2 separate regions of the Homo sapiens genome follow, and region 1 is linked to region 2. The links are chromatin loops, found by intact Hi-C in ENCODE. Cell type or tissue: thyroid gland. All regions are shown on one strand. Links, peaks and the distances in the headings refer to the core of each region. The heading gives the core; the rest is flanking DNA.

Region 1 (15,752 bases), core at 741-3,240, 80 kb after region 2:
TCACAGTGATTTACTAAAACACAGACCAAATCATATTGTTTCCCAGCTGAAAACCTCTGGTTAACCACTGTCTTTTTTTTTTTTTTTTTTGAGACAGAGTCTCACTCTGTTGCCCAGGCTAGAGTTCACTGGCACGATTACAGCTTACTGCAGGCCTTGACCTCCCCAGGCTCAGGTGATTCACCTCAGCCTCCCAAGTAGCTAGGACTGCAAGTGTGCCACCATGCCTTTGCCACCTGCCTCCCAAAGTGCTGGAATTACAGGTGTGAGCCAAGCTCCTGGCCAGCTTCAGAAAGACTGTTTAGCTAGAATATCACAGCTTCTACAAAGTGCAAGGAATCCAGGTGTGACCCATGTTTGGAATGATGACTAGACTCACTGGATGCTAAAATGCCATCGATAAACTCCTGACGTGTTATCTTCCCATCCTGGTCCTTATCAATGCGCCGGAAGAAATCCATCACTCGAGACTTTTTGTGATTCATCCAACGCATATACTTTTTCCTCCAGACATCAAAGTCAAAGTTGGCAAATTCTTTCAACTACACAGAAATCAGAAGTGTCAATAAGATTTATTTTTTGGGCCCTCAAAAGCTGCCCAGAGCATACCCAAACTTTCAGACATTCAGTAAAGCCATGCTTCCAGGGGCCATCAACAATGAAATCTATGTGTTTGCTTCTTTTGTGAAGGCACAATCTGGCTCTTTCACTTAAAGCCATGACTATTTACACGAGCTATGGTATAATGGAATAGCAAGAGAAACAATAACTGAATCACCATGGAAAATATGGAGCACACAGAATGAGAATGGGTGAAGCCAGCCTTGCTTTCCCTTTGGGCTTTTCAAAGGATCACTCTCTTAGATGCAAGGAAATGGATTCTAACCCAGAAGGGAGGTCCTTAGCACTCCTCGATTATGTTGTTTTGAAAGGCATTATAATCACACATAGGGCTCATATCAGGAGGCTCGTGTTTACCACTATCTTCTGAGATTTCAATGAGAAAATCTGAGTTCTGGATGGAAGCATTGGGAACCCAATGTTGTATCCAAGCATGTTTCTTTGGAATGGCACCAGAGAGCAAATTGCCCATCTGACCTCCATGTTAAATATTTGGCCTTGATGGAAAACAGCAGGCCTATGCAGTGGGCAAGACAATTTTCAGCTACTTAAGTCTACGTTAATGATATACACTCAAAATGACTTAAAGAGTGCAGCAGTTTCCCCTTGGTCTTTCAAACTCCAAAGTTAGAAGGAATGGGGGAAAAAAGCACCAAGAACCCAATAAGCTTAAAAGTCAACTGACCTAAGGAAAAAATAAACAAAACACAGAACACTCACTTCCAGGCATAGCTGCTTTGATATGCACAAATAAAAAAATACAAAAGATATTAGAGGCTTGTTTTAGAAACTAGGAAGCATAGTACTATATTTTTTATACTGGGTAATGACACTTCAAAATAGAGTTGCTTCTCATGATCAAGTGAAGACTAATAACAAAATCATTAAAAATTACTCCTATTTCATAATTCTGTAGCATCTGTTTTTACATGAAAGGCTCAACAAGGGTCATTTTTGTGCTATGCTACATATCTGGAGATAAATTTCCAAAGTTCTGTTCCTGATTCCCAACCACAGCAAGATGCTGAGGCAGATCAGGTCCTGGCCCTCATTATGGACTGGCTGTTTTCTTGCTTTCCACACCTAGAAGCTTTAGCCTACTCTGTCACAAACGGTTTTCTTACACATGTGTCTTTTCTCATTCAGGGGCCTCAAAGAATGAGTACTGGCTTGGTATAGGTCTGTTTCTATTGTGAAAAAGTAAATTAAGACACAAGGTTCACATTAAGAGAGCCTCAGAAGGGCTGTGTTTTGATTGAAAAAAGCACTTTGTTTCAGGGAAGGCCACTCAGCAGGGCATTACCTCCTCCAGCCGATCCAAGGCATCATTCAGTTTCCTTTGCCGCTCCAGTGCTAACAGCCACACCTGCTGCCAGCGGGCAGAAAGCTGGTTGATCCGTGGGTTTTTTGCTTCAGACTGTGAAAGGATTGGCATGGGAGGAGGGGTTGGCTGACTTAGGGATTTCCCTAAAAGGAAAAATAATCACAAGATTAGAACAGCTGGTTAGTATACAAAGAGAAATAGCTGTATGTATAAACCTAGAAGATCTTTATAATAATATCCAGTCAATAACTGAGAAAAGAAATACGGGACTTGGCAATATTTAGATACGGAGGTGTACTAATTCCAAAAGTACTGATCCTCCCAGCACATACTTACCTGCTGCCTACATATCTCCAAGCAATTCTGTCCTACCTTAGTGAGCTGATGACACGTTAACTCAACTAAAAAAGCAACATATTCTGTAGAAGCTGTTGTGTTGATTAAATTAGTACAAGCCAAATGTAAACAGCTAGGGCTGATAACCAAAACAATGGAAAGGCCACTGTTAAAAAATAAGCTTAACCACCTCGTAATTTCATACCAATCATACCAAAGAATATGGAGTACAGCTACTGTCTGTCAATGTAAGAAAAGTGAGTTTCAAAAATGAGAGATTTTGGTTCAAAACCAACACGGTTTTTGAAAATGGAATATAATTTTTTTTGATAGGCATTTGGAAAGTGCTCATCCTCAATTAGCAGGAATGAAGCATCCTAACACAGGGGGCTGGAAACATACTGCCTCCGCTGCGGGATTTCTCTATGAAAGGCGCGTGAGTAGGCTCTATGTTTTTCCTTTTGTATGTCTTGGTGACCCGGTCCACGTCAGGCTGTTTGCGAGTCATCTCCTCCATAAATGTCTGTTAAACACAAAAAATAGGAAAAAGAGTTAAATATTGTATTTTTACTCTTATGGGGGCAAAGGAAGAGCTAGGATGGGTACTTTACGGCCTGTGGTGGCAGGAAAGGCTGTGTGGAGGCTGGTGCCTGAGTTGAGTTACTGAGGGATGTAGTTTGGATATTTGTCCCCTCCAAATCTCATGTTGAAATGTGATTTCCAATGCTGGAGGTGGGGTCTAACGGGATGTGATTGAGTTATGGGGGCAAATTCCTCATGAATGGCCTTGGTGCCCTCCCCATGGTAATGAGTGAGTTCTTGCTGTTAGTTCACATGAGAACTGGCTGTTTAAAAGGAGCCTGCTATCTCCTCCTCTTTCTCTCTCTCCCTCTCTTGCCATGTAACACGCTGGCTCCCCTTTGCCTTCCACCATGATTCTAAGCTTCCTGAAGCCCTCACCAGAAGCAGATATTGGCACCATGCTTCCCGTACAGCCTGCAGAACCGTAAGCCAAAATAAACCTATTTTCTTTATAAATTACCCAGTCTCAGGAATTCCTTTATAGCAATGCAAACGGACTGACACACTGAGCAATGAAGAAACAGTCAACAAATGGTGGGAAGGCAGTCCTGGAAGAGGGTGCAACCCAAACAGAGACAGGGATGCCTGACAGTGCTGTGACCAGGACCCCTCCACTCACTGGCTGGGCAGAGGATGCAATCAGAGGAATGGCAAGAGGCAGGGTTGGAGAGGCAGGCAGGAGACAGATCACGAAAGGCTTCTGTGTCAGGCTAAGGGTTGGCCATTTATTCTGAGAGCAACAGGGGGCAGCTGAAGGATTTCGATCCAGGTAAGAGACATGATCAGACCCATGCTTTACAGCTATCACTCTGGCTTCAGTGTAAAACATGGAGTGATGTGGGGGTGGGGGTAAGTGTGGGATGGGGAGTGGCTAGCAGTGAGAAGACAGGTTAAGAAACCATTGCAGCAACTGAGGCAAAACATGGTGAGGGCCAGAGCCAGGGCAGGAAAGATGGAACCAAGAGGTATTTTGAAAGTGGGACTGACAAGCCCTGGTGAGTGGCTAGATGTGAGGAAAAGGAGGAACTCCAGACATCACAGGCCTCTGAATGAGGAAAGGGGGGGCAGATCTGGAATGGACAAATGACGTCAGGCAAGGGGGCAAAGATAAAGTGGAAATTTTAGAACTGCTTCTAGTTTACTGTATGTCTGGACTTTAGGAGATGATAGTGCTGAAGATGAAAAAGATGCAGAAGCTTTATAGGTAATAGCTAAAGCTGTTAGACCAGATAAATCTTAGCAGAGTGAGGAGAGCATCAAGAATGAGACGTCAGGGAACAACACTGATGAATAGGCAGGGAAGAGGAACCAGCTAAAAAGGCTAAAAAGGAACGGTCAGAGAGATCAGAGGAAAACACAAAGATTAAAGGACACAGAAGTCAAAAGGGAAGTTTTGGGAAGGGATGAAGAGCCAGCTAGGTTACATGTCAAACAAAATAAAGACTGAAAAAACTCTGTTGGATTTAGCCAGTAGAATGTGACCAGAACAGTGTCAGCCAGACCACAGGGACTTGGGGAGTGATGGGAAAAAAGGAGATGAGACAGGGAACAAGAAGCGTAGCTGAAAAAGGAGGGGAACTCTGGGTTGGAAGGACATGTCTGGAAGCTTTAGAGAAAAGAATAAACAGGGAGAGACTGAAGACATAGAGGAGAGAGAGGAAAACAGAAAGGAGAAGAACTGAATAGGAAGAAGATAATCTCTCAGAGAGGAGGTACATCCCACAGGAAGGACAGGTGCTCCTCGACTTACGATGAAGTTACATCCTGGCAAACCCATCGTTAAGCTGAAAATATAACACACCTAAACTATGGAACATCGTAGCTTAGCCTGGCCTACCTTAAACATGCTCAAAACACGTTAGCCTACAGTTAGGCAAAATCATCTAACTCAAAGCCTATTTTATAATAAAGTGTTGACTATCTCATGTAATCAAAGTGAAAGAATGGTTGGATGGGCACTCAAAGTGCTTTTTTTTTGAAATGGAGTCTTGCTCTGTCGCCCAGGCTGGAGTGCAATGGTGCGATCACAGCTCACTGCAACCTCTGCCTCCCTGGTTCAAGTGATTCTCTTGCCTCAGCCGCCTGAGTAGCTGGGATTACAGGCAACCACAACCACACCCGACTAATTTTTATATTTTTAGTAGAGATAGGGTTTCACCATGTTGGCTAGGCTGGTCTCAAACTCTTCACCTCAAGTGATCTGCCCCCCTTGGCCTCCCAAAGTGCTGGGATTACAGGGGTGAGCCACCACGCCTGGCCTCTAATTGTATAGTTTCTACTGAATATGTATAACCTTTGAACCATGATAAAGTTGAGAGACTGTAAGTCAGGGACTATCTGTATAGTGAGTTCTCACTTGCTGGGGTAATTGTTTATATAAACTAAAAAGACCATATAGTCTACAGTATAACTAATCAACATTCACGCTTGAATTCAGTATAAATGATTATGGTTAAAAATAGTATTTGCCTCTTAAGGATATATTATGAAGATGGCCCACCTGAGCTTTCCTCCATTCAGTTTAGTCTAATGTGCACCTTCACTGACCACTGGGTTCATGCGAGAGAGCTTTCTGAACCAGGTATAATGGGGACCAGTGGGACCCTGGCTCAAATGATGGTCAATAAAAACAGGCTGTGGCAGGCAGACTTCTAAAAAGGCCCCCAGGATTCCCACTCCTGTATGCACACTCTATGTAATCCCCCTCCCTTGAGTGTGGGCAAATGATGGAATATTCACTCCCTTAATTACATTTCATTCTTCATTACATTTCAAGACTCCATAGAGCACTTTGGACAGTTTCTCCGGCTGGCTGTGTGGCTAAGACCTGAGGGGGCCTCTAGAAGGCAAGAGCAACTCCTAGCTGAGAGCCAGCAAGAAAGTAGAGACCTCAGTCTTACATCCACCAGGATCTGGATTCTGCCAACATCCTGAGTGAGCCTAAAAGAGGACCCTGAACTCCAGATGAGACTGCAGTACTGGCTGACACCTTGATTTCTGCCTGGGGAGACTCCAGGAAGAGGACTTAGTCAACTCATGCCCAGGTATATGAAGCACAGAAACTATGAGGTAAGTAAGTATGTGTTGTTTTACAGTGCTAAGTCTGTGGTAATGTGTTAAGCAGCCATTTAAAAACATATACACAGGGCAACAGAGATGGTCTCCATGCCCAACACGGAAAACACCAGTGATCACACAGTGAGGTTAAGATACCTGATGCTCAGCGATAAGGGCTTTAACTCGGTCAATGTTCTGCGGGATTGGCTCCTGATCCCGCTGAATGAGGGTGGTCTCAGCCCACTGGATCCATGCCAGAAGTTCTTCCAGGAGCTCAGCATTAGCCACCAGTTCTGACAAGGCCGTTTCAAGACGCTGCTGGTGCTGCTTAGCCCATGTCAGGACCTGTGGAAAAAGAAGGAAACCATGGCCTCTTTCAGTCAAGCATACCCCCTTTGTTTCCAAAGCCCTTTTTCATCTGATTTTCATAATGGCTTTTTATTTTATTTTTTTGGAGACAGACTCTCGCTCTGTCACCCACACTGGAGTGTAGTGGCACAATCTTGGCTCACTGCAACCTCTGCCTCCCGGGTTCAAGTGACTCTCCTGCCTCAGCCTCCCAAGTAACTGGGATTACAGACTTGTGCCACCATACCCAGCTAATTTTTTGTATTTTAGTAGAGATGGGTTTCACCATGTTGCCCAGGCTTGTCTTGAACTCCTGAGTCAGGTAATCTGACCGCCTCAAGCCTCCCAAAGTTCTAGGATTATAGGCGTGATCCACTGCTCCCGGCCAACACAATGACTTTTTAGAGGAGAGACCACCCAAACAGTCAAGAGGCTTCACTATTACCCCAGTGACAACTGGGATAAGAGCTGGAATAAAATATCAGCCCTCCTGAAAGAAAATCTAGTATAGTTGTTCCTTGGTATCCATGGGGGACTGGTCCCAGTACCACCTGTGGATACTAAAATCCATGCATACTCAAGGCCTATAATTGGTTTTGTGCAACCTGCAAAAGTCTGCCCTCTGCACACATGGGCTTCGCTTCCCGTGAATACTGTATTTTCTATCCATGTTTGGCTGTGAATGTGGACCCCACCAACATGGAGGGCTGACTGTATTTACTGAACAATAACCGCATATAAGTGGACCTGTGCAGTTGAAATACACATTGTTCAAGGGTCAGCTGTACATCCTGTTAACACAGGATTTCCCAGGAAGGAGCAGACACTACACAACATGTCCACTGGAAGTCACATTAACATAGCACTATGCCAACACTACTCCTCCAGGTTGCCACACATTACCAAGAAAACAGTCTTTACTAAAATGTTAACTTAATTTTTGCTGAGTTATTCACAGTGAGTGAAAGATTCCTTACCTGGGGGAAAAATACTATACTATACTATAGTGATAGTTTACTGGGCGTGTGCAGTCCTCCTCTGAACCAGGGACTCACCTCCTCGAAGCGAGCTCGGATGATGGTGATCCAGTGTTTGATGGTTGTGATGCAATCGGGGTGGCAGACAGCCAGGATGACTTCTCCCATGGCTACTGCTGAGTTAACGTCCACTCGCTTTTCTTCTACTTTCTTCATGAATTCCTAAACAAAAAAGATTTGAAAACAAAAACGTAAAAAGTCTACATTAGCAGCACTGTTAGTTTACACTGAGGGGGGATAAATTTCAATGTTTTCTTTTTCCTCCATGTGTTAACGCAGACCTCTAAAAGCCTGTATAGTTATTTATGGCATTTTCATTCTAAAAGATGTGGGAAGGTGAGGGGTTTACACAAGAATGACTTTCTCTGGTGGAGATGACAACAAAGAATAGGACACACAGAGGTATGCCCCCCTTTTCCCATTCGAGTTAGTTTCTCTCTTTTTTAGTCCCATTTTTCATTTACTCTCATTTATATCCTATTTCATTTCATGTTGGTAAACATATTTGTATTGGAAAAATATAATTATAGTTGTAAAAACCATGATTTTAAAAAATACCCATAACAGAATATAATAACAAATCCATGATTAAAATCTCTGAGTGGATAACATAAAAATTTAAAAAGGGAAACATTTCCCACCTCATTAGGACAGACTGAGACCCCAGACACTGCACCATACTCTACAGCTTAGTAAGTGGTGCTGGGGGATCAGATCAGGGCCTAAAGCTGGTAACATAAGGCAAACAAAGGCGTATGCAGGTGAGGAGTAAAGAAGATGAAATAGTCAACATTTTTCTTAATACCATGTTTAAAAAACTTGTTACAACCAACATATATTACTTTTATAAGAATGAATGTTACTGTTTAAGGTGTCAAAAAACCCATCAGTCGCTTCCCTTTCATTCCTGCTAAACCAATGAGCTAGGGCCACTCTGGTTTTGTTCCTTTTCATGTGAGCTCTGATATTTCCAAGAAAAAGTTGCTTTCATTTAGTGGTAGGCAGCCCTCAAGGTGGTAGGTAGCATGAGGTCACCAAACCCCAAGGCTGGATTACCTTATGGGTGTCAATGAGAGACTGCAGGGCCTCTGTGTCATCAGGAAGTGCTCCCCGAAAGCGAAGCGTTTGCTCTGCTTCAGAAAGCCACTCCAACAGCATGTGGACTGTGTCTCGAAACACTTCCGCCTGAAATAACCAAGCACAAAAGATTCAACCTCTCTCTGCAGCCAAGGACCTAGATACTGGGACATGCTAGGGAAAGGGTCCAGTGTTCATTCAGACATTTCATGGCCTCATCAAAACTCCACAAAGGTTATCTTTCATTTGTAGATCTTTGAAAATCAACTGAATTCATTATTTCTCAAAATGAATATTAAAATTTTATAGAACATTCAGAATATCAATTTTCAACTCTGTTATACTTATTTCAAGACTGACTGGAACAGATTCTAGTAAAAGAAAAACCAAATAAACCCACTCAGATCTATCCCTTGGGTTGGGACAGCAAATATCCCTTACTTGTTTTAAGGCCTGCTCAAGCCGGCTTTGTTTGGAAACAGAGAGTTTACAGACAGTGTCCCAGCGAGTGCTCAGTTCCTGGAGCTGTCCTTTTACCCAAGTGGTGTCATCTCGACTATTCTCAATCAGCTCTCGGCCTGACCGCTTCAGGACCTGAACGGTTCCTGTTCGCTTTCCCAGTTCCTTCTGGAAAACCTAGAAAAGAAAATAGGAGAATTTGTTTGTTCAAGGAATGTTTTGAGTCCAAGAAACCACTGGGAAATAATAATTTTCTTGGTAGGTTCTAATCATGTGTCTTTTATGCATAGAGGGAGGCAGAGCAATGCATAAGAAAAAACAACCAGGCCGGGCGCAGTGGCTCATGCCTGTAATCCCAGCATTTTGGGAAGCCGAGATGAGAGGACTGCTTGAGCCCAGGAGTTCAAGACCAGTCTGGGCAACATGGCGAGACCCAATCTCAAGGGGAAAAAAAGAAAAAAGAAAGAAAAAAACAACCAGAAAATGTGGCTGTAAATGCTAGCTCAGGCATTTAGGAGATACATAATTTTGAAAAGTTGCTTAAGGCCCAGTTTCTTCATCTGTAAAATGGTAACCATTATACTAACGTTTCCAGAATTATGGGAAATAAAAACATCTGCTGTGCACATAATAAGAATCTGTTGTAATTTCAAGGTAAAGTTAAATGCTTGTGCTGAAACAGGAGGATATTACATAATTCAACATGACAGATAGAGATTATGTTAAATATTGGCGTGCCTGGTGTTAGGATTGTTAGGTTCAGAAGTGGTTTAAAAAAAAAATCACTCATTTCCATTTTAGGAGTCAGTGGAAATGGCTATCTTATGGGTTTCCGTTGGAATTTAGATCCATTTTGTGACTCAACTGAGAGAAACAAACAGGAAGAGGCGCAACCTTGAAGTGAAGTTTACACATTGCCAAATCTGAATCAAACCAATTTTGGTAAATTCGTTGTGACTAATGCAGAATCTCAGCAACAGTTTGTTTAAACACACAAAGCAACTGTCAGGCTCTCTTTCTCCCCTAGAAAGAAGGGCAGAGGCAGTCATATGTAGAAGACCCTAGGCAGTCATATACAGAAGACCCACTGCACTCCAATGTAGCCCAGACCTCACCCCTACCTTGTGTGCATCCATGAGGTTCATGACGAGGTCAAGGTCCCCGTGCACGGGCTGGTCCTCAGCCAGCTGTGGCTCCACCTTGTATAACCAGTCAACCAATGCCTGCAAAGCATCCATGAACTGACCCGAAAAGAGCAGGGCTTCCTCCAACTTGTGCTGCCTGAGAAATGCACACAAACGCTACCATTTTTAGGGATTCCTTTTACAAATGGCCCACAATTCTGCCTCGCTGAAAGGGAATATTGCTTGAACCCTATATAGAGAGTGACTTCTATGTTAGAACAGTTAGAAATACAGTAAAGGCCGGGCGCGGTGGCTCACACCTGTAATCCCAGCACTTTGGGAGGCCGAGGTGGGCAGATCACGAGGTCAGGAGATCGAGACCATCCTGGCTAACACGGTGAAACCCTGTCTCTACTAAAAATACAAAAAATTAGCCGGGCATGGTGGTGGGTGCCTGTAGTTCCAGCTACTCGGGAAGCTGAGGCAGGAGAATGGCGCGAACCCGGGAGGCAGAGCTTGCAGTGAGCCGAGATTGCACCACTGCACTCCAGCCTGGGAGACAGAGCGAGATTCCATCTCAAAAAAAAAAAAAAAAAAAGAAATAGAGTAAAAAGTGACTGAGAGATGGTGAGACATTTTAAATCAAACCACCCTCTAGAATGGATTAAGGGTAGCACAGGGGACAGGTAGAGATACCCTTTAGGCATCTTATAGCCCAGTGACACACAGGCACACCCTAACAACCCAAGGTCTGTGTTAATCACCTCATATACCACTCTAAGTAAAAGATGATAGTTTTGGTAGTGATCTGGAATCAGTTCAACTCCTAGCTCTGTATCAGTTGTGTGACCCTAGGCTGTTTCTTCATCTCCTTGAACCTCAGTCACCTCATAAAAAAAAAAAATTGGAGTACAGGCCAAGTGTGTTGGCTCACACTTGCAATCCCAGCACTCTGGGAGGCCAAGGTGGGAGGATCACTTGAGGTCAGGAGTTACAGAACAGCCTGGACAATAGCAAGACCTTGTCTCTACTCAAATAAAAAACAATGGCTGGGCGTGGTGGCTGACACCTGTAATCCCAGCACTTTGGGACGCCGAGGCAGGTGGATCATGAGGTCAGGAGTTCCAGACCAGCCTGGCCAATATGGTGAAACCCCGTCTCTAATAAAAATATTAAAAAAAATTAGCTGGGCATGGTGGTGTGCACCTGTAGTCCCAGCTACTTGGGAGGCTGAGGAAGAAGAATTGCTTGAACCGGGGAGATGGAGGTTGCAGTGACCCGAGACAGTGCCACTGCACTCCAGCCTGGATGACAGAGGGAGATTCCATCTCAAAAACAAAAACAAAAAACATTAACCAGGTATGGTGGCACATGCCTATAGTCTGAGCTACTCAAGAGGCTGAGGTGGGAGGATCCCTTGAGCCCAGGAGTTGGAGGCTGCAGTAAGTTCTGCACTCCAGCCTGGGCCAGAGAGCTAGACCCTGTCTCAACATGACAAAAAAAAAAAAAAATGCCAGGCGCGGTGGCTCACGCCTGTAATCCCAGCACTTTGGGAGGCTGAGGCGGGTGGATCACGAGGTCAGAAAATTGAGACCATCCTGGCTAACACAGTGAAATCCCTTCTCTACTAAAAATACAAAAAACTAGCCAGGCGTGGTGGCGGGTGCCTGTAGTCCCAGCTACTCGGGAGGCTGAGGCAGGAGAATGGCGTGAACCTGGGAGGCGGAGCTTGCAGTGAGCCGAGATCGCGCCACTGCACTCCAGCCTGGGTGACAGAGTGAGACTCTGTCTCAAACAAACAAACAAAAAAAAGTACAAATAGGGTAGCAATATTGTAATATTTAGCATGGCATAGTGGGTACAAATAGATAAAAGTACAACTTTTAGAACCAAACTGCCATGGTTTAAACCTCAGCTCTGCCAACAGGGTAGCTGAGTGACCTTAGGGGAGTTAAGAACCTCTTTATGGTCATTTTCTCATCTGTACAATGGAATAAAAATGGTACCCACCTCAGTGGTTATGAGGATTAAATGATTATCAGCTACTGTTTGGTACATATTCAGTAGTAATTGCCCAGCAAAGGTCAGGTATCATTATGGTTAAATGAGGTAATGCATGTAGAGGCTTTGGAGTGTCCAAGAGCAGTCAATAAGACAGTTGTTGGTATTACAAATTGATGATTTACAAATACTTTTGAGTTACTGATCTATTATTGTTGGTTTGATTTTATAGGCCTCTCTCTAATACAATAAGGTTCAAGTTTAAAATGAGAATTTTTACACATTTTATTTAAATTATAACAGTCTTTGAACTAACTGGTGGTGTTAAGATGGTACAAAACCTCTTACTGATGCATTAGCTTTATCACCATTTTATAGAATCTGGTAAGAACCTCTTGCTTTTGGGATCCCGGTTAGACCCCTGAAGGGGACATTCATGCTCACCGCTCCACAGACTTGCCACAAACAGTATCCCATTTGTCTCTGACTTCTCCTAGGAAATTGTCAAGTTTCTGACTATCTTCGGGAAGCAAAGTCTTTTCTTTCAGTGCTCTGCCAGTTCTAATTGTGGTATCATACACAGGCTGCTTGCCACCAAGAGTCTTCTGAAACTCCTATGTTTCCAGAAAGAAAAGAAAAAAGTGTTAAAAGTCAGACGACATCTTGATTTGGAACAAAAGAATTTGAGTTTTCAGGCTAGAAACCAAATAAAGTATGAATATCACCACTTTTTTTGAACTAAAATTAACCATAGCTTATCCTTAAGAAATTTATAATTTTTTGTTTATACCATATATAGAAGTGCCTGACAATTTGTGAAAGCCTACAGTTTTAACTAGTTACTCCCATAACTACTTTCCTTAAACTGTTATTTAAATGAGCAAATATCATGATTAGACCATCTAGATATAAAATGGAACCCTGGCTTCATCATTTTGACTTTTAAACATTAACCAATTGGTTTTCTTTTTACTAGCTCTGATTTTTATTTTTGGCAAGATACAAGCTTTAGCGAATACTATGGCTTGGGACCTAAGAGCAATTAACTGCTTTACCTTATGCTTAGAAAGCTGAAGTTTAATTTTGTCTGGGTCATTGGATATCTCTAGTTCTGAGTCCAGGTGACTCTCTGCATCTTCTAGCCAGTCAATCAGTTTTTTCCAAGCTTCATGGAACTAAAATTACATAAGAAATAAGTTAACAGGAATGAATATACACACTATACAGCACGTTTGAGAATCATCCCAGAGACTCAATACATGCAGCCCAAGACTCTTCAGTGAATTAGTATCTTTCTTCCCCAACTTACTTGTTTTGCCCGCTTCCTGGCATCATCTAGTGATCGCCCTCTTTCAATAGATCGCTGGACAACCTTCTCCCATCGAGACTGCACGCTCACCAACAAATTCTTGATCAGAACAACATCCTGCTTTTGGCTAAGGAACTTTAATTGATTCCCAGTTTGATCCAGCTCAATGATCTGGTCTCGATGAGCATTTACTTCATTAGCAAAAACCTGAGGGAACAATAGTGCTCTTTTTTAGCTTAAGATAAGATAAAGGGGCATTTCTTTCAATTAGTGCTTTCAAAAAGAATGCAGCATCATAATATCATACTTACCTTGTGCTCTTCTATCTGGGAAAGGACAGTATTTAGAATCAGGCTTGGTGGAGAAGCGATGTTTAAACTCTGCTCTGCTAGAGTGAGCCAGTTGATAAATTCTTGTAGGGAATTCTGGAATTCTGTTGCCAAGTTGAGGGCCTCTTCCAGCTTTGACTGAATTTCAAGTAAAACACACACACACAGAAAGAAAAAGCGCCAATTTCAGGAATTATAGGCTCAGCGACAAAGGCATGAATTGTACAACAAATGAAATGACCTCTAAAAAGGAAGCCTCATTTAATCAACGTCCAAACATGCTTTATTTGTAAAGAAGGGGACATTTTAATGTTAGTGTCTGAAACAAATGGGCAAGAACTGTGTACATGGAAAAGGAAATAGAGCACAATAAGCAGCTAAGTTCCTTTCTCTGCTACTCTCCACTTCCTTGAACGGGAATAAGACTATTCAATAACTGTAAGTGAACAGACCCTTTAGTGGTGACAGCTGCAGGATCTACAACCTGCTTTGGGTAATGTTTCAGTTTCCTTTAATGTACTTTTTGTGGTATAAAAACAGCTAAATGAAAAGCAATTTACTATGAAGATGATGTTCAATGTAGTACTCTTTGTTTAAATACATGTTTTCAGAAAATATGGCATATGAAAATATGAGTCTAAAAATTATGCTTATGCTATAAGAAGAAGAGGTAACGAAAGAAGCCAAGACATTCTAGGCAAAAATCTGACAACACTAGATGTAGATTTTCAGACACTTTCATTTACCTAAGAATGGCAACAACAAGAGCTCATTCAGGGAAAAGGCTACTCCTCACAAGTACGCTTCAATCCCACAGAGTTCATAAGCTCCATCCTCAGAGACCTACACTAACCTTTTGGTAATGACTTCTGCCTCTGGCCCCCCTACTAGGCAGGCAAAGTAAAAATGACAGGCTGACAAAAATGAGTATTTCCAAAATATTCACAGAAAAAACTCCAAGATGTACACCAAAAACGTTAACTGTTGTTAATTCTACCTGACTGGGTTGTAATTTCTATTTTCCTCTTTGCGCTTTCAGGTTATTTTTGTAACCACCCCCCACCAAAAAAAAAAAAATTACAATAAATGTTATAAAAATGTACAAACCCAATCTAAACAAATCAGGTGGAAAAATGAAATCCACTTCAAATATATATAGAAATGTTTAGAAATTAATATATTACAAGTTCCTAGATGATAGGAATTCTTTCCACATCATTCTATCCACATATTCTTTATATATTTTTTATATCTACTTTATAGATATAAAAGATATACTTTTATATCTAATTTATATCTTTATATTCTTTATATCTACATATTCTTTATATTTTCTTACTACAGCACCACACACATTTAATAAATGATTTTACTGATCCTGAAGGTAATGTTTCTGCAAAATAATAAACTATCCTTGACACTCAGCTTTTGCCTGACCATTTCTGATAATGGGCAACTATGTCTTAAGGTATTTTGCTCAACTATTAAGAAAACTCTCTGAAAATTTCTTGGTTATGAGCTGGAATCTGTCTCAGTTTATTTAATCTTAGCTTTGCCTTCTGCAGGATCTATGGATGACAGCCTGTCCAAGGATTGTTTTCTCTTTTTTTTGGAGATAGGTTATTGATGTCACCCAGGCTAGAATGCAGGGGCACCATCACTGCTCACTGCAGCCTCAACCCTCCAGGCTCAAGTGAGCCTCCTACTTCAGCCTCCCAAGTAGCTAGGACTACAGGCGTGTGCCACTACACCTGGCTAATTTTTAGGTATTTTTGTAGAGATGGGGTCTTGCTATATTGCCCAGGCTGGTCTCAAACTCCTGGTGTTAAGCAATCCTCCTGCATCAGCCTCCCAAGTGCTGGAATTACAGGCGTGAGCCACCAGGTCTGACTCTGTCCAAGAATTAGCATACACTTAGGTCCTTTAGCCATTCTTAATATAATCAAATTACCCAATCCCATGCTAGAAGGTTTTTAGGAAATTAATGCTTCTCTCAAGATGTTCATGTGTTTTATGCCCTTCTGTTCATTAATTTCCCAAAGATAGGGTCGTCTTTAGTGTTTCCACCATAAATCAGGCACAGGACTTGGCACACACTTGCTCAATAACTATTCATTGAGTGAATGTGGTCAACAGGTTTGTGTATGT
Region 2 (15,839 bases), core at 5,561-8,060:
GCTTCCATGTAGCCAGCCAGCATATGTGCAGGGCCAAGTCTAGAGGGAGGAGGGGGTGGCACATGGATGGTTTCGTTTAATTGGAAGACAGTGGGTAGATTGGAGCTGGCATTTGAAGATGTTGAGAGTTGTGGATCATGGGCAAGAAAAGCGCTGTTCTGGGACTGCGGGGCAGGAGAAGGAAACTGATGCTTCTGAGGGTGAGTCTGATGAGATAACATGCCTGTGTGTGGGCCTCAGGTTAGACAGTGCTGAGGTCTCCCGTCACTGGGCATCCAGCTGGGTGCTACGGCCGTGGCTCCTGCCTTCTGCAGCCCTGTCAGGGCCCAAGGCCTTCCTCATCAGCACTTGCTCCAGCCTACTCACTGGAGTTGTGTTCTGGGTGGGTGTGTAGAATACTCGCACTCCTACTTGGGGCATCAGGGAGCTCTCTAGCAATTTCTTCTGCACCTAGGGAGAGCCCACTGCTAAAAAAGGCCTAGTCAAATCCTCAGGTGTACATGGACATCAAGATTGGGAACAAGCCGGCTGGCTGCATCCAAACCCTCCTGCGTTCCGACGTCGTGCCCATGACCACAGGTGAGCGGGACACCATGGTCAGGACGGTGGGACACTGGTGGCTGAACAAGATGGGGAGGAAGCTACCTGGGGTCCTGGGCCCTTAACACTATTTCCATCTGAGGCGTCTCAGATCCCAGCATCTAGTAACAAATGAGGCACAGCAGGCATTTTTGAAGCTCTATAAAGGCTTAGAGCCATTAGAAAGGGTAGGCAACTAAAAGTTCTAAACAGTTTTAATTATCCTCTGGTTTGGTTTTATTGTTGGGTTTTTTTTTTTTTGTAATTTTATTTGGATATATTTTCAAACTTACAGATATATAGAATAAGAATTCTGTAAGAATATTTCAAGGGGCCAGGTGCAGTGGTTCACACCTGTAATCTCAGCACTTTGGGAGGCCATGGTGGGAGGATCACTTGAGTCCAGCAGTTTGAGATCAGCCTGGGCAACACAGCAAAAGACTCCATCTCTACAAAAAATACAAAGTTAGACGGGTATAGTGCGATGTGCCTATAGTTCCAGCTATTTGGGAGGCTGAGACAAGAGGATTGCTTGAGCCCAGGAGGTTGAGGCTGCAGTGAGCCATAATTGCACCACCACACTCCAGTCTGGGCAATAGAGCAAGGCCTTGTCTTAAAAAAAAAGAAAAAGAAAAAAGAAAAAAAGCAGTTAGGGGAACTCTCATATATCCTTTACCTACTCATTAATTTCCTTTTTTTGCCCTGTATGCTTTATCATTTTCTTTACATACATTACACACAGATGCGTATATGTATTTTTCCCCTGTTCCAGTCGAGAAGTTGAAGACCATGCACCTTTACTGCCAAATACTTCAGTATATATTTCCTAAGAACCAGAATATTCCCTTGCCTAATCAGAGTACAACTATCAAAATTATAAAATGTAACATTGAGTGATGAGCTATATTCAAATTTTATCACTTGTCCCAATATTGTCCTTTTTAGTAATTTTTAGCAATTTTTCTTCCCTGACAAGGATTCCCATGTTGATTTAGTTGTCAAGTCTCTTTAGTCTCCTTTTATTTGAAACCGTTTCTTAATTTTTCATTGTCTTTTTTGATCTTGACATCTTTGAAGAGAATAGGCCAGTTGTGTTTAAGGGTGCTCCTCAGTTTGTATTTGCCTAGTACTTCCTCATGATTAGATTGAGGTTATGTGTTTTGGCATCAATAGCACAGAAGCAGTGTGTTAGTGCATCGTTTGAGGAAGTACATGATGTTATTTCAGATATTTGCAATGTTAATTTTGTTGACTTGGTTAAGGAGTTATTTGCCAAGTGTCTTCACTGGAAAAAATGCTATTTTTTTTTTCTTTGAGACAGGATCTAGTTCTGTTGCCCAGGCTGGAGTGCGGTGATGTGATCACGGCTTACTGCAGCTTCAACCTTCCAGGCTCAAGTGATCCTCCCAGCTCAGCTTCCCAAGTAGCTGGGACCACAGGCATGCACCACCATGCCCAGCCAATTTTTTATTGTTTTTTGTACAGATGGAGGTTTCACTATGTTTCCCAGCTAATTTTTTTTTTTTTTTTTTTGAGACGGAGTCTTGCTCTGTTGCCCAGGCTGGAGTGCAGGGGCGCAATCTTGGCTCACTGCAAGCTCCGCCTCCCAGGTTTACGCCATTCTCCTGCCTCAGCCTCCCAATTAGCTGAGACTACAGGTGCCCACCACCACGCCCAGCTAATTTTTTTGTATTTTTAATAGAGACGGGGTTTCACCATGTTAGCCAGGATGGTCTCGATCTCCTGACCTTGTGATCTGCCCGTCTCGGCCTCCCAAAGTGCTGGGATTACAGGCATGAGCCACCGCACCCAGCCCTTTTGTATTTTTTTTTGTAGAGATGGTGGGTTTTGCCATGTTGTCCAGTCTGGTCTTGAACTGGACTCAAGTGATCCTCTTACCTCGGCCTCCCAAAATGCTGGGATTACAGACATGAGCGGCCGCACCCAGCCAGAAAAGTACTATTTTTAAGGGTATCAATCAGAAACTAAAACTTTCTCTCCTTACTATTCAGCCCATCTCCCAGAGGTAGCTACAATTGACAGTTGTGTTTTCCTTTTTTTCTTAAGTATTCATGATGACCTTTTTTTACCCATAATCTTTTTTGTCTTAATCTAGCTTTTAAAAATGTTTCTTAAAGTCATAATTGCACATAGTTTAAAGAAAATCGTTCTATAATAAAACATTCTTCTGCTCCCCCAACATAATTTTTCTGCCCTGCCAGAGGCAACATTCATTTCTTTTAACTATTTTAATTATTTGGGCTTTTATTGCTATGTCTCTGAAAAATATACTCATATTACTATTAGTAATCCCAGACTGGAGTACAATGGCATGATCTTGGCTCACTGCAACCTCCGCCTCCCGGGTTCAAGTGATTCTCCTGCTTCAGCCTCCCGAGTAGCTGGGATTACAGGCGCCCACCACCATGCCCAGCTGGTTTTTATATTTTTAGTAGAGACAGGGCTTCACCATGTTGGCCAGGCTGGTCTTGAACTCCTGACCTCAGGTGATCCACCCACCTCTGCCTCCCAAAGCGCTGAGATTACAGGTGTGAGCCACGGCGCCTGGCCTCCCTCCTCTGCTATCCATTTTAGATACCTCTCATCCTCACCTCAGCTGGTTCCTCTGCTAATCTAAATGGCTTATCAGGTGGGGTGACCTAGACCTTTGTCTGTGGGGATTTGAGCTCCTGGTCATTATATACCTTCTCAGGTCATCGCTGCCTAGCATAATTGGGTGGGGGAGTCCAAATGTTTATTCAGTTGTCCTAAGACCAGTTTATAGAAAGTCCATCTTTGACCCAGTGATTTAAGATGCCAAGCTTTATGAAATATTTAATTCCTTTATATATATATATATATATACACACGCACACACACACACACACACATATATATGCATATATACACACACATATACATACATACACATATATATACATTTTTGTATATGTGTGTGTGTGTGTGTGTGTATATATATATATATTTTTTTTTTTTTTGAGACGGAATTTCACTCTTGTTGCCCAGGCTGGAGTAAAATGGCATGATCTCAGCTTACTGCAACCTTTGCCTCCCGGGTTCAAGTGATTCTCCTGCTTCAGCCTCCCGAGTAGCTGGGATTACAGGCACATGCCACCATGCCGAGCTAATTTTCTGTATTTTTATTAGAGATAGGGTTTTACCACATTGGTCAGGCTGGTCTTGAACTCCTGACCTCAGGTGATCCACCCACCTCGGCCTCCCAAAGTGCTGGGATTACAGACCCGAGCCACCGCACCTGGCCTATGTATATATTTTAATAGAGATGAGGTCTTGCCGTGTTGCCCAGGCTGGTCTCCAACTCCTCTGCTCAGGCAATCCTCCTGCCTTGGCCTCCCCAAGTACTGAGATTACAGATGTGAGCCACCATGCCTAGCTGAAATACTGAATTTTCATACGTTTCTGGGTCTATTCGGGACTTTCTCTTCTTTTCACCTAGTCTGTTCTATCTATTTGTGTGCCACTTCCACACTTAAGCATTTAGTTTAAATAAAGGTACTATGTACTTTTTTAGATTTGGAGAGCTGGAGTTTGGGGGTGTGTGTGTATTTTATTTCAGAGACAGGGTCTCACTTTGTCACCTAGGAGTGTGCCACCATGCCTAGCTAGTTTCTGTATTTTTAGTAGAGATGGGGTTTTGCCATGTTGGCCAGGCTGGTCTCGAACTCCTGACCTCAGGTGATCCACCCACCTTGGCCTCCCAAAGTGCTGGGATTACAGGCATGAGCCACCGTGGCTGGGACCCAAATGATTATTTTTATTTTTGTAGAGATGGCATGTTACAGAGAGCTGGAGTTTTAATTATCTAGTTAGATATTCTTACCTCAGCACTTTTCTCTTTCTCAATCCCAGAGAATTTTCTCTACATGTGCACCCATTTAAAGGACTCGGCTTCAAGGGAAGCAGCTTCCACCGCATTATCCCCCAGTTCATTTGCCAGGGCAGTGATTTCACAAACCACGGTGGCACCAGGGGTAAGTCCATCTACAAGAAGAAATTTGATGATGAAAACTTTATCTTCAAACACACAGGACCAGGTAGGAACCACTCATCGTGTGGTGACAAGGGAGGCTGGGCGAGGGCAGCTGGCCGTGCAGGGTGGAAGGATGAGCCGTGGTTCTGGCTGAGAAACAGGGAATCTGGAGGAGACCCAGCTACCAGACACAGGAGAACCGTTCAGCCTTGCTAGGGTGGAGTTAGCTTTGGGCTTTGAAAAGCTTTTCTGTTTTTTATTTTGGGTTATTTCAGTTCCCATTTGTCTCCTTTCATTAAAAGAGGAAGAAGCATAGACGCCTGGGTCTGCTCCTACAGGGGTGTCTTGTTATTGTTTTTGTAACTTTTTATTTTATGTAATGTCAAGCTCACGGAAGAGTTACAAGAATAGTGCGATGAACCCCATACACCTTTGCTGGCATTTACTCAAGTTCACCAGTTGTTTATATTGGTGAACATCATTTCCTATTTATTCTCCTTCTGTGTATTTTTATAGACAGTGCGTATTTTTTTAGAGCCATTTGAAAGTAAGTTGGAGAGTTCATGTTCCTCTACCACTAAATACTTCAGCATGTATTTCATAAGAAACAGGGTATTTTTAATGTTACCAGGACATAGTTCTCAAAATCAGAAAACAAACACTGCTACAATACTATTCTCTCAACTGCAGTGCATATTCAGATTTCCTCATGTGACAGCACGTCATCCTTTTGGGGCTTTTCATGGTTGGCACGTGTCCTAGACTCATAGATGCGCTGCCCATCCACCCACACCACACTGCCCTGTTGCCTCACTCACATCTCACGCGCCGTCGCTGCATGCACTCTCCTTCCTCTTGCCAAGGATCCCGCTGCCTCTCTCGTGCTCCTTCTTACGTAGTGCAGAACTCTGTGTGCTAGAGAAAAGCACAGCCCTGAGCTATCTGGTCCCTCTTGAGTTGAGGAGCTCAGGTCTTAAGGGCACCTTGAGCAATGCCCAGTGGTCCTCCCAGATTGCTGGAGGTACTTGTCATCCATCGTCTGACTGGAAAACACGCCTTTTCTTCACTCCTCAGCCCTCCAGCATTGCTTCATACACTCTCCCTCTCAGCTGATGGTGTCGCTTATTTATAGAAACAATCAGAAGAGAACTATTTAGTCTTCCTGCAGCCAGATCTACTCCCCTGCCTGCATCATTCTCTCCTGCCTGGCCTGCTTGCCTTCCTGTGACAATGGTGGCCTCCCTCTTCTCCTACCTTTTGCCCCATGGTGTCTTCCCTCAGTCTCTTCCCTTGTCTCTTCCTCCTCCTAGTCTCTAAATTTTTGGAGGGACCCAGTGCTCACCATGGCTTTTCTGTATCTGTATTCACTCTTTACCTCAATAGTTCTCACCCTTTTACCCTAGCACCTGCCTCTTACAGCTCATGCTCTAGTGTGCTGAGATGGAAGTCACAGCTCTGCACCCTTCCAGTGAATGCCTAATTAAAAACACGGTATTGGCTGGGTGCAGTGGCTCACGCCTATAATCCCAGCACTTTGGGAGGCCGAGGTGGGAGGATTGCTTGAGCCCAGGAGTTTGAGACCAGCCTGGGCAACATGGCAAGACCCCATCTCTACAAAAAATACAAAAACCAGCCAGGCATCTTGGTGAACACCTATAGTCCCAGCTTCTCAGGAGGCTGAGGTAGGAGGATGGCTTGAGCTGGGGAGGCAGAGGTTGCAATGAGCCAAGATTGCACCATTTGGACTCCAGCCTGGGTGACAGAGTGAGACTCTGTCTCAAACGAAAAACCCCACAGTATTATTTCATAGTTGTAATATAAAGGGAAATTAAAGGAAAACAATTTGTAATAACATAATATGCATTTCAGTATTCAAATGCTTGGAAGCAACTACATGTATGAAGTACTTGAACATGTGTACTTCTGCCTAGAGCTGCACTTAGTAGTGTGGACTGATTCAGGTGTGTTGTTTTGGCAGAATCAAAGTAACATGATGTTTTGAAATAGTAAAAATCTCTTGGTAAAATTCTGAGCAAAAAGAAATGAAAAGTGACAGGATGGGTTGATTTCTGGAAAAATTTGATACAAAAAAATAATTCTTTGGATTTATATGGAACATGGAGTTAGGGTGTAGGCTCAGATCATTATAAATAGATTTTTCTTATCTACATGAATGTTATTCAGGGCTTTTGAAAGTCCAGGATTTAGAGTAACTCTCCATTACGTAGGAGACTGCAGGACATCTAGAGTCCCTCCCTGATCCCTTCCTTCCAATGCCAGTAGCACCGTATTACTGACCACCAAAAATAGACTGCAGTTTCTGGTAGCCCCTAGGGGGCAGTATGATACCACTGAGAACCCATGCCCTGGGCAATCACGCCGCCCAGTCCCAGGACTTTCAGTGAAATCACCGAGTTAAGCTTGTCCACATGGGTCACCATGCTGATGGCTCCCTGAGCTCCAGACTCCTGTCCAACCACCTACCTTTCACCTTTGCTGGATATCCCACGAGCATCTCACACTTCACATGTCCAAAATGTGGCCTTGGCCTTCTCCCCCACACCCTTCCTCCCCCTTTTCCCTGTTTCAGTAAATGACTCCACCATCCACTTAGCTGCTTGGTCAGAAACTTAGGCGTCATCATGGACTCCTGCATCACCTGCAGGCCACATCTATCTGACTTCAGGTCATCTCCTGGCCCAGCTACTCTTCACCCTTCCCCCACGACCACCAAGTCCTGTTTCCAGCCTGGCTTCTTCACCCTCATAGTCTGATCTTCACTTGGCAGTCAGAGTGATTGTTTTTAATCATAAATCTGATCACATCATCCTCCTGCTGACCCATCCTGCGCTGTGCGTGGGGACGCTGTCCTACAGGGTTAACCCACCTTGGGTCCTGGCACCTCTCTGTGCCCCTAGGATGTGCTGCCCCTCGCCCTCTGCATCCATAGGCAGTCTCGCTGTTCCTCAGACATGCTGAGCTCACTCCTGCCTCAGGGCCTTTGCACATGCCCTTTTCTCTCATGGAATGTTCTTCCTCCACTGTCCAGATGGTTCACACCCACTTCCTTCAGATGCCACCCATGTGTCCCCTTGGCTGAGAGGCCTACCCTGACCTCTCCCTAAAACAGGCTTTCCTGCCACCTCACTCTTCTTTTTAATCAGCTTCAGTTTTCTTCTTACGCTTATTACCTGAAATTGTGTTATACATTTATTATTTTACTTATTTATTTTCTGTCTCCCTTTCTCCCATGTCAGCCTCGTGAGGGCAGGACTTAGGCTTTCTTGTTCACCATTGTATTCTGGAACGGTGTCTGGCACACAGCAAGCATGCAATAAATATTTGAATATTTATTTTAAAAAGCTATTGGTTGTGCGTGGTGGCTCATGCCTATTATCCCAGCACTTTGGGAGGCCGAGGCCGGCAGATCACCTGAGGTCAGGAGTTAGAAACCAGCCTGGCCAACATGGTGAAACTCCGTCCCTACTAAAAATACAAAAAAATTAGCCAGGCGTGGTGGCGGGTGCCTGTAGTCTCAGCTACTTGGGAGGCTGAGGCAGGAGAATTACTTGAACCCAGGAGGCAGAGGTTACAGTGAGCCAAGATCACGCCACTGCACTCCAGCCTGGGCGACAGAGCAATACTCCGTCTCAAAAAAAAAGCTATTGACAGGCTGCTTTTTTATGTGCCAGGCTCCCTGATTGACTCTGGGAATCGAGTGGAATGGGGCCAGGTGCGGTGGTTCGTGCCTGTAATCCCAGCACTTTAGGCTTAGGCAGGCAGATTGCTTGAGCCCTGGAGTTTGACACCAGCCTGGGCAACATGGCAAAACCCTGTCTCTACAAAAATTACAAAATTAGCTGGGCATGGTGGTGTGTGCCTGGTCACAGCTACTCGAGAGGCTGAGGTGGGAGAATCGCTTGAGCCTGGGAGGTTGAGGCTGCAGTGAGCTATGATTGGGCCACAGCACTCCAGCCTGGATGACAGAGTGAGATCATGTCTCAAAAAACAAACAAAAAGAGTAGAATAGGACATGGTCCTCATATGAAGGGCGTACCCAGTCTAGAGGCCCAGCCATGAAGAGGGGGGTTTCTTATTGCCACAACGAGATGTAGCTCCTTATCCTACGCCCCCTAGTCCCCTGGCAAACCCAGGCTTTTTATTTGTTTGTTTTGTTGTTGTTGAGGCAGAGTCTTGCTCTGTCTCCCAAGCTGGAGTGCTGTGACATGATCTTGGCTCACTTGCAGCCTCAACCTCCTGGGCTCAAGCAATCCTCCTGCCTCAGCCTCCCAAGTAGCTGGGACTTATAGATACATGCCACCACACCTGGCTAGTTTTAAATTTTTTGTAGAGATGGGATTTTTCTCTGTTGCCCAGGCTGGTCTTGTATTCCTGGACTCAAGTGATCCTCCTGCCTTGGCCTGCCAAAGTGCTGGGATTACAGGCGTGAGCCACGGTGCCTGGCCCCAGGCCTTTTAGACTGAACTCAGACATCACCTCCTTCAGAAAGCCTTCATGATGAGTGTTTGTGTGAGTATCTGTTTCTCTTTTTCACAAACACTTAGGTGACTCTAGTGCTCCCATTCTATGCACAAATGTCTCTGTCACTGGGCTTTGCCATTTTGTAGTGTAATTATCTTTTTTTTTTAACGGCTTTAGTAGGATATTATTTACATACCATCCAGTTTGCCCACTTAAAGTACACATTTTAATGGTTTTTAATGTATTCACAGAGTTGTGCAACCATCACCACAAATAATTTTAGAACATTTTATCCCCCAAAAGGAAACTTCATACCCTTTAGCAGTTGCTACTTATCCTGTTGGTCCCCTGCCCTGGGAAACCCGAATTTACTTTCTGTCTTTATGGATTTTCCCATTCTAGGCATTTAATATAAGTGGAATCATACAATATGTAGGCTTTTGTGAGTGTCTTCTTTCACTTAGCATAATGTTTTCAAGGTTCATCCATGTTGTAGCATGTATCAGTACATCATTCCTTTTTTTTCTTTTTGTTTTGGTTTTTGGTTTTTTTTTTTTTTTTTTTTTTTGAGATGGAGTCTCACTTTGTCACCCAGGCTGGATTGCAGTGGTGCAGTCTCGGCTCACTGCAAGCTCCGCCTCCTGGGTTCACACCATTCTCCTGCCTCAGCCTCCCAGCTGGGACCACAGGCACCCGCCACCACGCCTGGCTAATTTTTTGTATTTTTAGTAGAGATGGGGTTTCACCGTGTTAGCCAGGATGGTCTCGATCTCCTGACCTCGTGATCTGCCCACCTTGGCCTCCCAAAATGTTGGGATTACAGGCGTGAGCCACCGCCTCCGGCCCCATCATTCCTTTTTATTGCCAATTAATACCCACTGTCTGCACCCCACATTTGTTTATCCATTCATAAGTTGATAGATTGTTTCTACTTTTTGGCTATTACAAATAATGCCACTGTGAACATTCACATACAAATTTTTGTGTAGACATATGTTTTCATTTCTCTTAGATGTAGCCATAGAATTGGAAATGCTGGGTTATATAACTATTTATTTATTTTTTTTTGAGACAGAATTTCACTCTAGAGTGCAGTGGCACAATCTCGGCTCACTGCAACCTCCACCTCCCTGGTTCAAGAGATTCTCCTGCCTCAGCCTCCCCTAGCTAGGATTACAGGCATGCACCTCCATACTCGGCTAATTTTTGTATTTTTAGTAGAGACGGAGCTTTGCCATGATGGCCAGCTGGTCTCGAATTCCTGGCCTCAAGTGATCTGCACAAAGTGCTGAGATTACAGGCATGAGCCACCGTGTCTGGCTGATAACTATTTTTAATGTTTTGAGAAACGACCAGACTGTTTGAAGTGGCTGTACCATTTTGCATTCTTTTTTTTTTTTTGAGATGGAGTCTCACTCTGTTGCCCAGGCTGGAGTGCAGTGGCGCAATCTCAGCCCACTGCAAGCTCCGCCTCCCGGGTTCACGCCATTCTCCTGCCTCAGCCTCCCGAGTAGCTGGGACTACAGGCGCCTACCACCACGCCTGGCTAATTTTTTTGTATTTTTAGTAGAGACATGGTTTCACCGTGTTAGCCAGGATGGTCTTGATCTCCTGACCTTGTGATCCGCCCGCCTTGGCCTCCCAACGTGCTGGGATTACAGGCATGAGCCACTGCCCCATTTTGCATTCTTAACGGCAGTGTATGATGTTTCTGATGCCTCTATACCCTCACCAACACTTGTGATTATCCTTCTTTTTTTATTAGACCTATCCTAGTGATGTGAAGTGGTATCTCATTGTGGTTTTGATTGGCATTTCCGTGCTAGTTAATGATGTTGAGCATCTTTTCATGTGTTTATTGGCCTTCTCTATATCTTCTTTGGAAAAATGTCTCTTCAGACCCTTTACCAATTTTTAATTGGATTATTTGTCTTTCTATTGTTGAGTAAGAATTCTTTTGTTTTTTGTTTTTTGAGACAGGTTCTCACTCTGTCACCCAGCCTGGAGTGCAGTGATGTGATCACAGCTCACTGCAGCCTTGACCCTCTGGGCCCAAGTGATCCACCTGTCTCAGCCTTTCAAGTAGCTGGGACTACAGGTGCATGCCACCAGGCCCAGCTAATTTTATTTTTTGTAGAGACAGGGTCTCCCTGTGTTGCCCAGGCTTGCCTCAAGTGATCCGCCTGCCTTCACTTCTCAAAGTGCTGGGATTATAGGCATGAGTCACCACACCTGACCAAATATAGTCAAGAGTCCTTCTTTTTTTATTTTTGTAGTGACGGGGTCTTGCTCTGTTGACCAGACTGGAGTGCAGTGGCACAGTCACAGCTTGCTGTGGCCTCAAATTCCTGGGCTCAAGTGATCCCTCTGTCTCAGACTCCTAAGTAGCTGGAACTACAGGCATGCACCACAATGCCTGGCTAATTTTTTCTTATTTTTTGTAGAGATGGGGCTCTCACTTCGTTCCCCAGGCTGGTCCCAAACTCCTAGCCTCAAGTGATCCACCCGCCTCAGCCTCCCAAAGTACTGGGATTACAGGCGTGAGCCACTGCGCCCGGCCTTTTCTTTCATTCTATAGGTTGTCTTTTCACTTTTTTGATGGCGTCGTTTGAAGCACAAAATATTTTAATTTTGATAAAGTCTAATTTATCTTTTTTTGTCACTTGTACTTTTGGTGTAGTGATTATGAAGATTTACTCCTACACTTTCTATTAAGTATTTTATGGTTTTCTCTCTTACACTGAAGTCTTTACTCCATTTGAAGTTAATTTTTGTGTATAGTGTGAGGAAAGTGGTCCAGCGTTACTCTTTTACATGTGGATTTTCAGTCGTCCTAGCACCATTTGTTGAAAAGGCTAGTTTTTTTCCTGTTTAATTGTCTTGGTATCCTTGGTGAATATAGTTGACCATAAATGTAAGGGTTTCTTCTGGATTCTAAATTATATTTTGTTGATCTGTATGTCTGTTATTAGGCCATTACTACTGTGTCTTAAATTCCATAGCTTTGTAGTAAATTTTTAATTCTGGAAATGCGAGTCCTCCAACTTTGTTTTTCCTTTCAAGATTGTTTTGGTTATCCTGAGTCTCTTACATTTCTTAAGAATTTTGGGATAAGCTTATCAACTCGTATGAAAAAAGCCAGCTAGGATTTTAATACAGATTGCACTGAATGTGAAGAATTTAGGAGTATCATCATCTTAACAATATTAAGTCTTCTGATCCATGAACACAGGATATCTTTTCATTTGTTTAGGTCTTCTTCAGTGTTTTTCAGTAATGTTCTTTGGTTTTCTTTTTTTTTTTTTTTTAATTGGGATGGGGTCTTGCTATGTTATCTAGGCTGGTCTCGAACTCCAGGGCTCAAGCAATCCTGCCACCTTGTCCTCCCAAAATGCTGGGATTATAGATGTAAGCCACCATGCCTAGCGAGTCAGAATTCTTTAAATATTTTAGATACAGGTCTCTTATCAGATGTATAATTTGCAAATAGTTTCTCTCATTCTTTTTTTTTTTTTTTTAGACAGGGTCTCACTGTATTGCCCAGGCTGGAGTGCAGTGGTGCAATCACAGCTCACCACAGTCTTGGAACTCCTGTACCCAAGTGGTCCTTATGTTTCAGCTTTACAACTAGTTGGAACTATAGGCACACACCACCACACCTGGCTAATTTTAAAAAATATTTTTGTAGACAGCTGTGACTGCACCATTGCACTCCAGCCTGGACAACAGAGCAAGACTCTTCTAAAAAAAATACACACACATATATATATAGCAATTATATTTCTTTTCTTATTTTTGAGACAGAGTCTTGCTATGTCGCCCAGGCTGGAGTGCAGTGGCAGCATCTCAGCTCACTGCAAGCTCCACCTCCCGGGTCCACGCCATTCTCCTGCCTCAGCCTCCTGAGTAGCTGGGACTACAGGCGCCCGCCACCACGCCGAGCTAATTTTTTGTATTTTTAGTAGAGATAGGGTTTCACCATGTTAGCCAGGATGGTCTCGATCTCCTGACCTTGTGATCTGCCCGCCTCGGCCTCCCAAAGTGTTGGGATTACGGGTGTGAGCCACCGTGCCTGGCCGTAGATATAGCAATTATATTTCTATACATCAGCAATGAACAACCTGAAAACAGAATAAAAAGAAAAACAATTATACTTACAATAGCATAAAAAAGAATAAAATATTTAGGAATAAGTTTAAAAGATGTATACAGCTTATACTTTGAAAACCACAAAACAGGCCAGGCATGGTGGTTCACACTCATAATCCCAGCACGTTGGGAGACTGAAGTGGGAAAATCACTTGAGTCCAGGAGTCTGAGACCAGCCCGAGTCAACATAATGAGACCTCATCTCTACAAAAATATATATAATCAATTGTATATTGATTTTGTATTCTGCAACATTGCTAAACTTGTTTAATAGTTCTTTTTTTTTTCTTTTTTTGAGATGGAGTCTCACTCTGTCGCCCAGGCTGGAGTGCGGTGGCACGATCTCAGCTCACTGCAACCTCCACCTCCCAGGTTCACGCCATTTTCCTGCCTCAGCCTCCTGAGTAGCTGGGACTACAGGCGCCCGCCACCACGCCTGGCTAATTTTTTGTATTTTTAGTAGAGATGGGGTTTCACCGTGTTAGCCAGGATGGTCTCAATTTCCTGACCTTGTGATCCGCGCACCTTGGCCTCCCAAAGTGCTGGGGTTACAGGCGTGAGCCACCATGCCCGGCCTGTTTATTAGTTCTAATAGTTTTTTTTGTGGATTTTTTAGGATTTTCTATATGCAAGAGTGTGTCATCTGCAAATAGAAATAGCTTTACATTTTCCTTGCCGATTGGATGCCTTTCATTTCATTTTTTTCACCTAATTACCCTGGCTAGAACCTTCAGTACAATGTTGAATAGAAGTGTCAAGGGCAGATATCCTCGTCTTGTTCCTGACCTTAGGGGGAAAGCATCTTGTCTTTCACATGTAGTTTTCTGTTGATACCTTTTATCAGATTGAGAAAGTTCCCCCTTCCACTCCTAGTTTATTGAGTTTTCATTATGAAAAGGTGTTGGATTTTGTCTACTGCTTTTTCTGTATCTGAGATGATTATGTGGTTTTTGTTCTTTATACTATTGATAATTGTCTATTACATTGATTGATTTTTAGATGTTAAACCAACTTTGCATTCCTGAGATGAATCCACATCTTTTTTGGGTGGCTGTATTTCACTAGATTGTGAGCTCCACCACTGTTAGGGCCAGTGTCCCCAGGGGGCAGGTAGGGGTGGATGTCCCTAAAGTCTGTCTTTATTCTGCTCCTTCACTCCCCTGAGTGTCCCCTCTTCTATTCTGTCTGCAAAGGCAAGGATGGGAAGCCAAGGCAGAAGGTGATCATTGGCAACTGTGGGGAGTATGTGTGAGGCGGCACTCTCTCTGCTCTCCACTCTGCTCTTGCCCCTGCACATCCAGGAAGGAGCTGCCAGCCTCAGAGGAGGCAGCACCGAGGGTGCCCTATTTGAAGCAAGCAGGATTTGTGGCATGAGGCCCACCTTAGGGTCAGCTTGGAGCACCTCTGTAGGCACAGCCTGGACTGTTCCCAAGTGCAGCTGTGGGCCCACGAACCAGCACAGGTGCTCCTTCTCCAACCACCACTTTTCTCGGCATTTGCTGCTGGGTCTGCTGTGGGCCCACCAATGTGGCTCCTGGATGTTTTGTTCTCTTTGGTTTGCTAAAATAAATTCTAGTTCTTATACTGCTGCCTGCCAGCCAGGTCCCAGGTGTTTTCAGAGGTTGCTGCTGGGACAGGCCATAGCATCTCGGCTGCTGCTCTTCTCTCTTAGGCCAAGTCCCTTAGGAGATGCCCTCGGCAGCCCATTGTGGGGCAGTAGAAGTCAAAGCCATGTAAAAGTGCCTGTGTCTTTTCTTTCTGGTCAGTTACCATTCCTGCTCTCACACCAGCTGGTCTTGTGCCTGATGGACATTTGTAATCAGTCTCACTGACCTGGCACTCATTATGCACTTCCTGAACCAACAGAACTGTATTACCGAGGAGCACACAGGGCGCTTCTTTAGTCAGCGGATGTGCTTGGTGCTGGGGAGAAACAAGCCAGGGGTGGCTCCTACTTCCTCCTCCCCAACCCCAGGCCTACCTGGAAACTGCAGTGTGGTGTCATGGTGCGCAGCCTGTGCTAGGATGGCCTCTCACCCTGCACCGATTTTGGGCCAGCCAGGCCACCTCATGGCCTCTTTCAGGTGTTGAAACTGAGCCCTATCAGTCTCCAGAAACCTCCCCCAGGGCTGCCCACTGGCTCCCATGACATGTCCTAGGAGCTCTGTCTGAATCAAGCCTTTTTTTTTTTTTTTTTTTTTTGAGATGGAGTTTTGCTTTTGTCACTCAGGCTGGAGCATGATCTCAGCTCACTACAACCTCTGCCTCCCAGGTTCAAGCAATTCTGCCTCAGCCTCCCAAGTAGCTGGGATTATAGGCACCCGCCACCATGCCCAGCTAATTTTTGTATTTTCAGTAGAGATGGGGGTTTCGCCATGTTGGCCAGGCTGGTCTTAAACTCCTGACCTCAGGTGATCCACCTGCCTTGGCCTCCCAGAATGCTGGCTGAATCAAGTCTTGATGTTGAGTATCCACCAGGGTGAGGGTGGTGGGGAAAGGAGAAGCCTATTGCCCTGGCCCCAGTGACCCCAAGCCAGCTCCACCTCTGGCACCCTGGGTGGGGCTTCTCCCCGCTTGATCAGCTTGGGCCTGCAGCTTTCCCAGCAGGCACTCTCAC

Evidence for each region. Hi-C counts contacts between places; a loop is a spot of excess contacts. Peaks named below come from ENCODE experiments on the same cell type or tissue, not always from the same donor. Only the 100,000 strongest peaks of a DNase experiment are listed, where the experiment ranks them.
Region 1: it touches region 2 in a loop (1.9-fold over the local background); 6 of 110 quality-filtered maps call a loop at or near these places.

Annotation. Positions count from the first base shown.
Region 1 is chr1:39,445,422-39,461,173 of GRCh38, reverse strand. It overlaps MACF1 (microtubule actin crosslinking factor 1), which reads right to left. Exons shown (of 101, transcript NM_001394062.1): 81 at 13,587-13,742; 82 at 13,276-13,482; 83 at 13,022-13,141; 84 at 12,411-12,580; 85 at 9,963-10,122; 86 at 8,824-9,018; 87 at 8,362-8,490; 88 at 7,324-7,467; 89 at 6,077-6,265; 90 at 2,684-2,804; 91 at 1,925-2,088; 92 at 380-542. Among named protein-coding and RNA genes, the nearest start is that of BMP8A, 38 kb to the left of the region's middle. In thyroid gland, for the core only: no CTCF peak of the experiment used is centred there; a DNase peak (open chromatin) is centred at 1,973; H3K27ac peaks cover 2,304 bases.
Region 2 is chr1:39,530,473-39,546,311 of GRCh38, reverse strand. It overlaps the pseudogene PPIEL. Among named protein-coding and RNA genes, the nearest start is that of PABPC4-AS1, 27 kb to the left of the region's middle. In thyroid gland, for the core only: a CTCF peak has its summit at 6,923 (motif pointing right); a DNase peak (open chromatin) is centred at 6,971; H3K27ac peaks cover 666 bases.